Linked DNA regions of Homo sapiens: region 2 is linked to region 1. Evidence: chromatin contacts called from ENCODE Hi-C or POLR2A ChIA-PET data. All regions are on one chromosome and are shown on one strand. Each heading gives the region's core, a stretch centred on a gene start or an enhancer-like site at or near the end of the contact. The rest is flanking DNA. Distances are from core to core; before and after follow the strand shown.

The links. Hi-C counts contacts between places; a loop is a spot of excess contacts on that map. ChIA-PET counts read pairs that join two places held with the same protein, here RNA polymerase II (POLR2A). Pooled maps may share reads with other maps.
Region 2: a loop to region 1 is called in a pooled map, with 2.9 times the contacts of the local background. The contact joins two enhancer-like sites. A Hi-C loop is called at or near these places in 1 of 37 single-sample maps with no recorded cell type and 7 of 50 pooled maps. POLR2A ChIA-PET finds 5 or more read pairs at or near these places in 3 of 52 experiments (GM12878, activated CD4-positive, alpha-beta T cell and activated CD8-positive, alpha-beta T cell).

Annotation. Positions count from the first base shown.
Region 1 is chr9:108,881,850-108,888,540 of GRCh38, forward strand. It overlaps ELP1 (elongator acetyltransferase complex subunit 1), which reads right to left. Exons shown (of 37, transcript NM_003640.5): 30 at 276-338. Among named protein-coding and RNA genes, the nearest start is that of ACTL7A, 23 kb to the left of the region's middle. Within about 2 kb of position 4,167, at least 5 of the 41 ENCODE cell types and tissues checked have a DNase peak (open chromatin) inside an H3K27ac peak, as active enhancers do.
Region 2 is chr9:109,092,180-109,098,896 of GRCh38, forward strand. It overlaps TMEM245 (transmembrane protein 245), which reads right to left. Exons shown (of 18, transcript NM_032012.4): 4 at 1,296-1,412. Among named protein-coding and RNA genes, the nearest start is that of TMEM245, 24 kb to the right of the region's middle. Within about 2 kb of position 2,377, at least 2 of the 41 ENCODE cell types and tissues checked have a DNase peak (open chromatin) inside an H3K27ac peak, as active enhancers do.

The DNA of each region.
Region 1 (6,691 bases), core at 2,917-5,416:
TCAGAGGTAATCAGAATATTTTCCTGAAAAACAGGCCTCCTACAAGGCAGCCAAGGAAATTCAATTCATTTCAGTAAAAGACAGTAATATTTCAAATTATTATCAAGAATGATAAAAATGATTTTAAAAACACCGCTTTTCCTTAAGCCAGGAACCTGACCTATTTCTACTTATTTCATGAACCTCAGAAGACAAGAGATTCCAACTGACCTGGAATCCCTTGCTTGCTCTCTCTGCTTAGCACCCAACATCCAGAGGATTTACAAGATTCTTACCAGCCTCAAAGCTTCTTCCCAGGCAGCTCCTTCTAACAGCAAGAGCACAGCTTCTTCATAATCCTGACAAGGGAACAGGAAGAAGACAACAAGTGAAGAGAGCATGTCAGATGTCATCACAGCCAACTACAAAACTAACCACAGACCTGCCTCTATCTCCCTGGCCAGGGGAGAACTCCTAGTTCTCAACATCATGCCTATCCTAGAGTTCATGACTCCATAAATATTGATACAAAAGACAAGGAAGGGGTGTAAATCCTGAAAATAATGACAAAACACAAGGTAAGCATCATCTCTCTGCACGCCTGGACATCAAAACCACCAGAAACGTCTGTTAGACATGCCCATCTCCCCAGCTTTACTACCAAGTTTGATTTAGCAGGTTTAGGTGGGCTCCAGAATTGTTAACAAGACCACCCTTTGAAAAAATAGTAGACTAGAATAGCAATCTTCTAAATTTTTTTTTGTTCTTTTTTTTTTTTTTTTCTCAGACAGGGTCTCACTCTGTCGCCCAGGCTGGGATGCAGTGGCATAATCACAGCTCACGGCAGCCTTGACTGCCTGGCCCCAAGTGATCCTCCTGCCTCGGTCTCCCATGTAGCTGGGACTACAGGAATATGCCACCACACCCAGCTAATTAAAAAAATGTTTTTAGACAGGGTCTCACTATGTTGTCCAGGTTGGTCTTGAACTCCTAGCCTCAAGCAATCCTCCTGTCTCAATCTGCCAAGCAGCTGGGTTTACAGGCGTTTGCTCATTTCAAAATTGATTTAACTGGCTTTCTGTTGTTGAGCTGCAGGAGTTCCTTACATATTCTGGATATTAAACCTTTATCAGATATAGGATTTGCAAATATCTTCTTCCATTCTATATGCTGTCTTTTCACATTCTTGACAATGTCCTTGATACACAAAAGTTCTTAATTTTTATTAAATCCAATTTATCAATTTATTGATTGTGTTTTTGGTATTAATTCTAACCATCCATTGCCAAATCCAAAGTCATGAAGATTTAGCCCTGTTTTCTTCTAAGAGTTTTATAGTTTCGTTCTGGTTTTGAGACAGGGTCTTGTTCTGTTGTCCAGGCTGAAGTGCAGTGGCGTGAACTCAGCTCACTGCAGTCTCAAACTTACAGGCTCAGGAAATCCTGCCACCTTGGCCTCCCAAGAAGTTGGGACTACAGGTGCACACCGCCATGCCTGGCTAATTGTGTTTTTATTTTTTGTAGAAACAAGGTCTTTCTATGTTACCCAGGCTGGTCTCAAACCCCTGGGCTCAAGTGATTGTCCCACCTCAGCTTCTCAAAGTGCTGGAATCACAGGCATGAACCTCTGTGCCCAGCCTTCAAGAGTTTTACAGTTTTAGCTCTTAAATTTTTGTTGATCCACTTTGAGTGGCCAGCAGTTTTTGAAAACTCGGAAAATACTGAATCTTTTGGAAAAAAAAAAAAAGAATAAACATGAAAGGTCATTAAAAAATTTCCTTAAACAATCATTGATCACTTAAAGCAAAAGCAATAACAAAGTATTATGGAGTGAATACTCTTGTAAGGTTTTTACACTATATATGAAGTAGTATACGATTATCTGAAGATATGGTCAGTTAATGATATTTATTATAAATCCTACAGCAACCACTAAAATACTGAAATGAAGAAGTATAGCTAATAAGCCAACAGTGGAGGTAAAATGGAATTATGAAAAATACTAAATCCAAAGGAAAGCAAAAAAAGAAAAAAACAAGAAACAAAGGATCAATGAAACAAACAAAAAGCAAACAGCAAGACTGTAGGTTTAAATCTAACTATATTGGTAATCACATTCAATGCAAATGTCTAAACCCTCCAATTAAAAGACAGAGATTGTCAAATTAGATTTAAAAAAAAAAAAGAACCAATAATGCTATCAACAAGGAACGCACTTTCAAAATAAAGACTACATTCAGCTAGATTAAAAGTAAAAGGATAGAAAAAGATATGCAATGAAAAGACTAACCAAGAGAAAGCTGGAAGAATTATATTAATAACATTAAAGTCAAATTCAGAATTAGGAATAGTAACAGAGAAAGAAGGATATCAAAATGAATACATCTATAACATACTCATAAACATGTATGCACCTATAACAGAGCTTCAAAATACATTAAGCAAACACTGGTAGAATCAAAGGAGAAATAGACAAATACTGGGAGACTTCAACACTTTCCCAGTCATTGATAGAGCAAGTAGTGAGGAAATCAATAAGGATATAAAAAGCTAGAACAGCATGATCAACCTAATCTAACTGACATTTATAGAACACTCCATCCAATAATAGTAGCTTTCATATTATTTTCAAATACACACACAACATTCTGTAAAACAGACCATATTATAAATTAAAATAAATTATAAATTTAAATTAATAAAATGTATGTTCTCTAATCACAACAAAATTAAAGTAGAAATTAATAACAAAAAGATGGCTGGCAAATCTCCAATATCTGCAAGTTAAACATACTTCTAAATAAGCCAAGGTTCAATAAAGAAATCACAAGGGAAATTAGGAAATGAAAACAAAACATTTCAAAATTTGTATAACATAACTAAAACGGTGCTTGAGGAAAATTATGGCATTATATGCTTAAACTATAAAGTAAGGAATCATCTCAAATCAATAGCTTTAAGCCATCACCTTGGTCAGGCACAGTGGCTTACACATGGAATCCCAGCACTTTGGGAGGCAGAGGTGGAGGGATCACTTGAGGCCAGGAGTTTCAGACCAGCGTGGGCAACTAGTAACACCCCATCTCTACAAAAAAAATTAAAAATTAGCCAGGCATGGTGGCATGCACCTGTAATCCCAACTACTCTGGAGGCTGAGGGGGGAGGACAGCTTGAATGTAGGAGTTTGAGACTGCAGTGAACCATGATCGTGCCACTGCACTCCAGCCTGAGCAAGAGTGGGACCCTGTTTCTTTAAAAAAACAACAACAACAAAAGAAAAAAATAAGAAAAAAATAAAAGTAAGCCATCACCTTAAGAAACTAGAAAAATAAAGAGCAAATAAAATAATAAAATAATAAAAAAAGAATGATATAGAATACAGAAAAATCATAGAGAAAAACAATGAAACAGTTCATTCTTTAATAAGATCAATAAAATTGATAAACCTCTGGCCAGAATAATCAGAAAAAAGAAGACACATCAATATCTAGAATGAAAGACAGGACATCACCATAGACCCTACGGACAGTAAAATAAGAGAATACTATAAACACTTCATACCAATAAATCTGACAATTTAGATGAAATGAACAAATTACTTGAAAGACATAAACTACCAATGCTCATTCCAGAAGACACAGATAAACTTGAATAGGCTAATGTCTACTAAAGTAACTGAACTAATAGTGGAAAAGCTTTCATTAAAGAAAACTCCTGGCCGAGATGGCCTTACTGGTATATTCTACTAAACATTTAAAGAAAAAAATATCTCCCAAGAGCTGGGAGAAAGAGCTGAGCTGTCAGGTGTTGGAGTAGCTGATCAAAGCAACAAGTCAAAAATGAATTAAGCCTTCAGGCATTGCATTGGTATAAGCAAGAGGCTAAAACCAGGGAAAGCACCAACTCTCTCTGTTCCATTTTTTCCCAAGGAACAACTCACTAGTCAAGAGTCAGCTGGATCCACACAGACATGAGGGTTGGTTCACTGTTGAAGGAGCTTGGAAAAAAAGGCTTTAGCAGTTTGATGGATCTTGGGGGTATGGGTGCAAAGGAAGGGGGCTAAGGGTGGAAAAGTACTGGGTAGTGAGTCACAGTGGAAAAAAATGTCAAGGTTTTTCCACTCCTTCTTGCATAAACAGGCCTTGGCAGAGGTGCCTGAAGAAGACCTTGGCCCATGGCCTCAGATAGAGAGACCTAAGAATGAAAGTGCCAGGACTCTCAATGCAAATACTGTTACAAGAGCATGACTAACAGGGGGCCCTGAGTCCTTGACTGCAACTCCCTTTAGAAACTGTAATGCATTGGCAGTACGCCAAGTCTGGTGTAGGGAGGGCAGCTTTTCCCCATGTGGCCTCCTAGGTAAAGTCTGTAATTGTTTATGGTCAGGTCTGAAACATCACACATAGGTTTTTAACCATAAGCTAGACTCTCATACCAATTCTACATGAAATCCTCCAGAAAACAGAAGTGTAAAGGACACCACCCCTCATTTTTGTCACCCCTCAATGACAGCAGCATTATCCTGATACCCAAAACATGGCAAAGACACGAAAAAACTACAATATCCCTCATGAACACAAACACAAAAATCCTCAAGAAAATTTTAGTAGATCTAATCTGCCACAAGAGAAAAAGGGTAATAAATCTATAATACCAAGTGGGGTTGAACCCAGAGATGCAAGGTTGGTTTAACAGTAGAAAATCAATCACCTAGTCCCCCATATCACTCGTCTAAAAACAAAACCCTTCATAGTTGAAAATGCATTTGACAAAATTTAACACCCATTCATGATACAAACTCTCAGAACAAGGAACAGAAGGGAATTTCCTCAAACCAAGAGGGCAGGAATTGGCAAATTTTTCCTGTAAAAGATTAGACAGTAAATATAGGCCTTATGGGCCAAACTATCTGTGTCACAACTCTAACTCTGCTGCTGTAGTGTTAAAGCAGCCATACACAAGATGTAAACTAATGAGCATGGCTATGCTCCAATAAAGCTTTATTTACAAAAACAGGTGGCATGCTGGATTTGTCACAGGTTGTAGTTTGCCAACTCTGCAATAGAGAGCATTAAAAAAAAAAAAAAAAGCAAATATCAGGCCAGGCACGGAGGCTCATGCCTGTAATCCCAGCACTTTGGGAGGCTGAGACAGGCGAATTGCTTGAATCCAACAGTTCAAGACCAGCCTGGGCAACATGGCAAAACCCCATCCCTACAAAAAATACAAAAATTAGCCAGGCATGGTGGCATGTTCCTGCAGTCCCAGCTACTCAGGAGGCTGAGGTGGGAGGATCGCTTGAGCCTAGGAGGTCAAGGTTGTAGTGAGCTGAGATCACACCACTGCACTCCAGCCTGGGTGACAGAGCAAGACTCTGTCTCAAAAATAAAATAATATAGAATAAAATTTTAAAAAAGCAAACATGACACTTAATGCTAAAAGACAAGTGAATTTTCTCCAATATCAGGAAAAAGGCAAGGATGTTCACTCTTAACACTTCTATTCAACACCACACTGGAAGCCCTAGAAAATGCAATACAGATAGAAAAAAGTATTGATTGTAAGAAAGACATAAAACTATATTTATAGAAACCATGTTTGTTGATGTAGAAAATCCTAGAGAATACACCCAAGAGCTTCTAGAACTAATAAATGAGTTTAGCAAGGTTGCAGGATACAAGGTCAATTATACAGCCTCCCTGCAAAACACTTCAGCTATATTTCTATATACTAGTAATAAAACATTAGAAAATGAAATTAAAAACTAGTCAAGCCTTGAGATGACTCTAGCCCTGGCCAATACCTTAATTGCAGCCTTGTAAAGGACCCTGAGCCAGAGGCCCCAGCTAAGCCCAGCCAAGATTCTTGGCCCATTGAAAAAGTGGGATAATAGGGTCTGTTGTTTTAAGCTGCCAGCTTTTAAGGTAAGTTGTTACGTAGCAATAGATAATACATCTAGTGTCACAGTAATACACCCAGTGTTGGTGAGTATAGGAGTCACTGAAGCACTCTCACATATCACTGAGGGGAATGCAAAATGATACGGCCACTGCAGATTAGTTCTGCAGCTTCCTAAAAAGTTAAACATCCACTTACCACGGGATGTGGCATTCCTACTCCTGTCCCCATAAAGACCTGCACTAGAATGTTCATGGCTGCGTTATTCATAATAACCCCAAACTGAAAACAATCCAAATGTACATCAACTGGTAAATCAACAAATTCTGACATATACATATAATGGGATACTATTCAGCAATACAAAGGAATAAACTACAACATGGATGCATCTCCAATGCACTATGTGAGTGAAAGGAGCCAGATTAAAAAGACTACATACCATATGGTTCTGTTTATATGAAATTCTAGATAATGTGAAACTTTACTGACTGATCAGTTTGCCAAAGGCTGGCAGTGGAGGGAGAAGGCTGACTGCAAAAGGGGAAGTAGGGAACTTTTGGGGGTGTTAGAAATGTTCTAGATCATGAGTGCAATGGTGGTTACACAGCTACAAACATATGTCCAAATGTACTGAATTCTTCATCTAAAATTGGTGAATTAGCTTTATTATATGTAAATTATACAACTGTACAACACATAATTTTATTGTATGTAAATTACACAAAATAATTTTATGCATTAATCTTCCTTTACAAAGAAAAAAAGATAATGACATCTTATCCATTTAATTAACCCTCGATGTGGTATATCTT
Region 2 (6,717 bases), core at 1,127-3,626, 210 kb after region 1:
CCCTCCACTGAATTCCTGGCACATACAATAGTATCTCATATATAGGAGGTGCTCACTAAATAAGTGAATGAATGACTTCCCTGTTGTTTCATAATTTTCATAAGCAATCATACAGTAGCCCACCAAGTGCTGTATCATAATTTCCTTAAGTGTTTTTAATGTTAAAAGTTCAGCTATGAGTCAATTTTTACTACTGAGATCACTTGCACCCTGGTAAGTCAGCTCACCTCACTAGGACCAACATTCTACCCTTAAAAGTGCAGGGCTAAAGCCCAAGCTAGTTAACAGATGCTTTTGTTTGACTTTGCTCTGAGTTATCTTTCTAATTTGGAAACTTCATGATGGTGGGTGTGACAGATATTTGGAAGAATGAGTCCAAAACCAAAATATCATTTCCTCTCCACTTTGGAAACATAATTCCATGTGCAAGAAAAATAAGTGTTCCTACTACACCAAATTCCTTTATCTTAGCTGACATTTCTAAAGTCAGTTCTTCAAGGAGAATTCACTCTAAATATTCCCTAACTCCAAATACCTCTGGCACTAATGGATCTCTCAGCACAGACTAAGGTGGCCTTTTACATTCTGGAACTCTGCAAGAGTACAGCATGACTCTACAGCTGGTATATCTACCAGCTGGATTCCTCAGGAGCCTGCAATTCCCAAAGCCAGGCCACACAGGACAACGAGTCCAAAACAACCAGAGGGGTCTGTTTGAGGGGTCAATATATTAACACATGAAGCATGCAAACTTTCAGAGAAAGAATGACAGAGAAATGGATGACTGCAAGATGGAAAATAAAAGTCTTCCCCAAAAAAAGGGTTGGGAAAAGGGAACAAAAGAAAGAAAAAACAACAGGAAGAGATAGGGCAAAATAAAATCATGGAGGAGAACTGACAGTTGTAGAAGAAAGAAATGGAAAATAAGAAATCAAGATAAGATATGCGTAAAGTGGAGGGAAATGTGGGAAAGGTAAATGGAGACGGAGAAAAGGAAAATAAGAAAAACAAAAGCAATGAATAACAGAAGAAAAATAAGAAAAGCCTTTTTTAAAAAGGAAAGAACAAAGAACCAAGGTAAGAAACTCAAGAAGTTACATAATTACATGTATTTAAAAAGTGATATATGAGAACAAAGATGAGAGGGAAAAGGGCATAAAAATAGGAACCAAAGAGAATAAATGAAGGATCAGCAGGAGTAAGTAGCATTTTGTGATGCTGGTGTCCTGAATTTTACTTTCTATGTACATTTCATTTTCCAGAATAACCTTGAATGTCACCAGAACATCAGTCACCTGCAGGCTGAGTGGAGGGCTGGTCTTCACTGCTTGATTCATACCCTGTGATAGAGATGGCCAAGTTTGCCAGAGTAGAAGCTGCCATGGAGATAACCTGCCCTGGTAACTCTGCCCCTGTAAAAGAAGCATCCATTTTCAAAACTCTTTAAAGTAGGAAATAATGGCTGCAAATTTAAACACAGTCCAACATTTTCAACAACAACAAAATAAAATGGTTACTACTGACCCACTGAATAAGTGGTTCTTCACCAAGGAAGAACCATTAAGAATTGACATGAAAGTGTGCTAAAAAAGCAAATCCCTTGACTCTCTGTATACCTTCCTCCTTTGGGAACTTAATGCTGGTGGATGTGGCAGACACTACACATGTAAACTTGGAGTCCCACACTTACATTTGTTAACAAGTTGATTTTAATGCATACTTCTATTGAAAAACACTACCACATCAAGTCTGTGAGCTCCCTGATCTGACTGTCTTAGGCTATGTTGTATGACTAGGTCTCATGTTAGTACGAGATAATCCACAATTGGTGGTCATAACAACATTCCACAAATGAGTATGCGAATATATGGCTATTATGCAAAACCATATAGATTTATAAATTACATAACTCAGTACAGGCAAAATCCACCACTTGAAAATCTAAAGGAACATCATGACGTTGTTTCACATTATATATTTCCATGTTAAATTCCTAATAGGTAGTACCAAGCTCAATCATTTGCACTAAATTCAAGTAAAACATTCACTGGCAAAGGAAGTCTGTCAACCTTTAACCTTCTATAGCAGACAAGGAAGAATAGCTCACATAGCATCGGGTTCTAGCACACTTTCTTGCACACTAGACTGGAGAGCTAAAAAAATTGTATTTCTTGGATTCCCCTGCAGCCGAGGTCTCACATGTGACACAGTTTCTACCAAGCAGGTACACCTGTGCAGGACTTGAGAGCCTGAAGTGGCACACTGTAATTTGAAAGCCAGAGCTCTTGTATCAAACACAGTCAGTCAGGAAGGCATATGGTTTTTCCGCAGCAACTTAGCAGAAGTTCTGATGTCTGATCTCTAACTTCACGGCGAGCAGCAGCAGCCGTGGCCCTCTGCCCAAACAGTCCTTCAGTGTCACTGAGCATTTCTCCTGATTGCACTGCTTCCACCTGTGTCAGATTCCAAGATTAATTGTCTGGTCTTTCCAGAAATTCCATGTGCAAAAATTGTAAATGCTAACCAATACCTCCTACTATTTATTTAAACTACCTGGGGTAGATTCTATTGTTCACAACTAAGAACACTAGCAATTCCTAGTCACCAAATCATACACCCACACTCATACAACTGAGACATTACTTTTGGTAGGCCAAGACTCCGTATGGCAACATAGGATTCTGTCACCCCAATGAAAAGAGCCATGATCCTTCAGAAAGCCGATGAATTTCAGCTCCAAGTTAATTAACTCCACATACCCAAATATCCAAAGCTAGCCCTCTCCCAGATAGCAGCAAGCCAGAGCCTGAGGTGGATCTTTGGTAGATTCAGACATCAGGATAAGAGTACTCACCTTGCTCAGTCATACTCTGTCCCTCCTCTAATAAATGCCCCTGTGACCTGAAAGAGTTCATTTTTAGATAGGGTATCGTATCTCTCAATATGAGAGAAATTCAAACTCATGGTCTGAGAGGAAAGCCTAAGTTAGATTTCTGGATTAGGACCTTACTCTCCTGGCCTGTGTATCCAAGGTCCTCCTGAAATGCCAATAAGACAGAAAGGGCTGACAGAGAAAAACAGTGTCTTTCATTTCTTACATGTACTGTGTGCTGGGGATAAAGACACAGACCCTGCCCCCAGGGAGTATAGTAAAGGTATGAATTAAATAACCACACAAATAAACGTGTGTATAGAAATTATGGTTGCTATAAAAAGAAATGCTGGGTATCTTGTGACATCCTAACAATATCTTGGGCAGAAGGAAAGCTGTGAGAAGAACCCGGCATATTAAAGACAGTGAAAGAAGGTCAGTGTGTCTGGAACACAGACAGCTAGTAAGAAACTGGTATCAAATAAACAAGGCTGGAGAGGTAAGCCAGATGATGCAGATCACAGAACACCACATGAAGGACTTTAGTGTTTATTCTAAGAGGAAGAAGAACGCACTGAAGAGTTTCAAACAGGATAGTAGTCTTCTTCTCACTGAAATTTTATTGAGATAAAAGTATACTCATATGCAGTTGCAAGAAATAATCCCAGTGTACCACAATTTGTCCAGTTTCCCCTGACACAAGATACAGAACAGCATCATCACTATAAGGATCTCTCGTGTTGACCTTTTATAACCACACTCAACTGCCTCTCACCCCTCTCACCACCCTGTAAATAAATAATCCATTTGAGATATAAGACCATTCTTGCTTGTCTGGAGAAAAAGAGACTAGAGGGGACCTATAACGTATGGAGAAAAGTTGTTGCAGTACTATAGGCAAGACATGATGCCAGTGTGGTCTACAGCCACAACAGGGGAAACAGGGAAAAGCGGCTGTGTTAAAGAGACGTAGAAGAGTCAAAGCGGACCACACTTGATGAGGAAGCAATGAAGGGAATCAAAGAGACGAAGGTATCCCGGTTTCCAGACTATGGTTAGGTAGAGAATATATAGCAGAGCTGGATGAAGATTCTTGGCATATTAGAGTTATTTTTAGACTTTCAGATAGAAGTTCCACAAACAGGCTGGGTGCAGTGGCTCATGCCTGTAATCCCAGCACTCTGGGAGGCCAAGGCAGACGGATTACCTGAGGCCAGGAGTTCGAGACCAGCATCGCCAACATGCCGAAACCCCGTCTCTACTAAAAACACAAAAATTAGCTGGGCATGGTGGCACACGCCTGTAATCCCAGCTACTCAAGAGGCTGAGGCAGGAGAATCGCTTGAACCCAGGAGGCAGAGGTTGCAGTGAGCCGAGATCGTATTATTGAGCTGAGATCATGCCAATAAGCCAAGATCACACCACTGCACTCTGCCTGGGTGACAGAGTGAGACTTTGTCTCAAAAATAAAAAGTTCCACAAACAAACTGACCTACACCAGAGATGGGGCAAGACTTAGCTTTGCAGCAGTACACCCAGGAGGGATCTCTTAGGCCCCACTCAAGAGCAAAGTTTGGGAACACCTAATGGCCTGGGACAGTACAGTAGAAAAAGGAAAAACAAAAACAAAGACCTTCAGGTCAAAAATTTTAAAAATTAAGAATTCTCTCTTACATAAGATTACAGACTAGTCAAGGGTCTTTAATTACTGAACTGGCCTCTTCAAAAGTAATTTAATTAAATGGTTACTCATCTTGAGACACTGTAAGAAAAGTAAGTCCCTTGATGGTTTTTGCAAAATAACAAGATCATTGGATAGCTCTTCAAATAATGGACTTTCAGTTCAGCTGCATTTTATCTTACATTTCTAAATGCCTACTAAGCATTCATTCACCAAATAGGCGACTAGGCTATATGCTGATATAAGAGACTAAGCCCCTGGTCTCAAATTCAGTCTGATACTTAAGAGCTAATGTAAAGTAAGTGTAAACTGTTAGGGAGCAGCGTGGAAATCAAATCCATGCAGGGAGGTCTGGGAAGGGTTTCCAAAGGAGCTGTCTGACAAGAATATTGAAAGATGCCATCCTTTAAATCCATTTTAACAAAAGTAAGCTAGATAAAGAAGACAGAACAGTTCTATCTTGGAGAGGAAGCTCCTGAGAGACTGGTGTCTTAGAGAGCAGGGGTAGAAAAGTGTTTCAGGAAGACAAAAAAACAAATATGAAGACACAAAGGCAAGAAAAAGCAGAGGTGCCCTCTTCAAAGAACTCTAGGAAGTTCAATAAGACCGGAAGATAGTGTGAATGAGAAGAGCAGAGTGGCGTAAGAATGCAGAGGGAGGTTGGGACCAGGGCATAGAAGGTCTCACATTTGCTATGAGGAAGCAGCACAATTCAGTGGCTGGAAGCACAGGTGAGGAAAGAAGACTCCCCAGGTTCAAATCCCAGGTCTATTCTTACTACTTAGATGGCTATAGGCAAGTTAGTTAACGTCGAGATGTCCCAGTCTCCTCATGTGTAAAAATGAGGCTTACATAAATTCGTATCTCATTTGAGAATGAAGTGAAATAATACATATAAAATGCTGGCTGGGCACAGTGGCTCACACCTGTAATCCCAGCACTTTGGGAGGCTAAGGCAGGTAGACCACCTGAGGCCAGGAGTTCCAGACCTGCCTGGCCAACATGGTGAAACCCCGTCTCTATTAAAAATACAAAAAAATTAGCCAGGTATGGTGGCGCATGCTTGTAATCCCAGCTACTTGGGAGGCTGAGGCAGAAGAATCACTTGAACCCGGGAGGCAGAGGCTTCAGTGAGCCAAGATGGCACCACTGCACTAGCCTGGGCGACAGAGAGAGATTCCGTCTTGAAAAATAAATAAATAAAGTTTAGAACAATGCTGGGTATGTAGGAAGTACTCAATAAATGTTAGCTATCATCATCATCAATATCAATCTGTTGGCTTCGACAGTATAAACTAGAAGCAGAAGCCACTAACCCTTCTGTAGTATTTCTTTGTACCTCTCCTCCCCTTTCTACTTTATAGTATAGCCATCTATCTTCCCTTAGTAGACATTTTTAGATCTCTCCACAGAGCTAAGCAAAATATCTTGTATCTGTAGAGTAGGCACTGAAAGATTCGAGAAAAAGCTAAACCCAATCAATTAAATCTTCAAAACTGTGGCTTAAGGAATAACTCTCCAACTTGCTAATGGCACTAAAATATGCAGTAAATATGCAGTAAAGCTTAGCTACATCAATGGAAACTGCACTATTTTTCTAGTTAATACACAAATGACTCAGCACATTTTTCGAGCACCTCAGACTTCACAAAAGCATGAAAGGAGTAGCACACAGAGAAAATAAACAAAGTATTTGAAAATTATGAATATAAGATTTGGCAAACTGCTTTTATCCAACAGATCTGTATTTTAATGACTTCTGTCTCAATGATACCCTTCAGCACCTCAAAAACCACAAGGAATTGGCCTGGAATCAGAGTCCAAAAAAAAAAACAAAAAACAACAGTCCAGGCAGGGAGATGATAAACTGAACAGAACAATGCCAGGACTGAGAATCTTGGCCAAGTTGTGGTATTAGAATGGTATTGTATTTAAAAGCCACAGCTAAAAATAGGCACATAAACAAGGGAACATAATCTTGGGACTCAAGGACTAAAGAAAAAAAAGGAAAGAACATCCAAGGTTTCAGGTATCAATCTACCCAGAGACAGGGCCAGCATTAAGCAGAAGCCAAATAACAGGGATCTACACAAATCCAAACAAGCATGCTACTGACATTAGCAGCCTAGCACCAGGGGGCAGAAACTCAGAGTCCGGCACACAA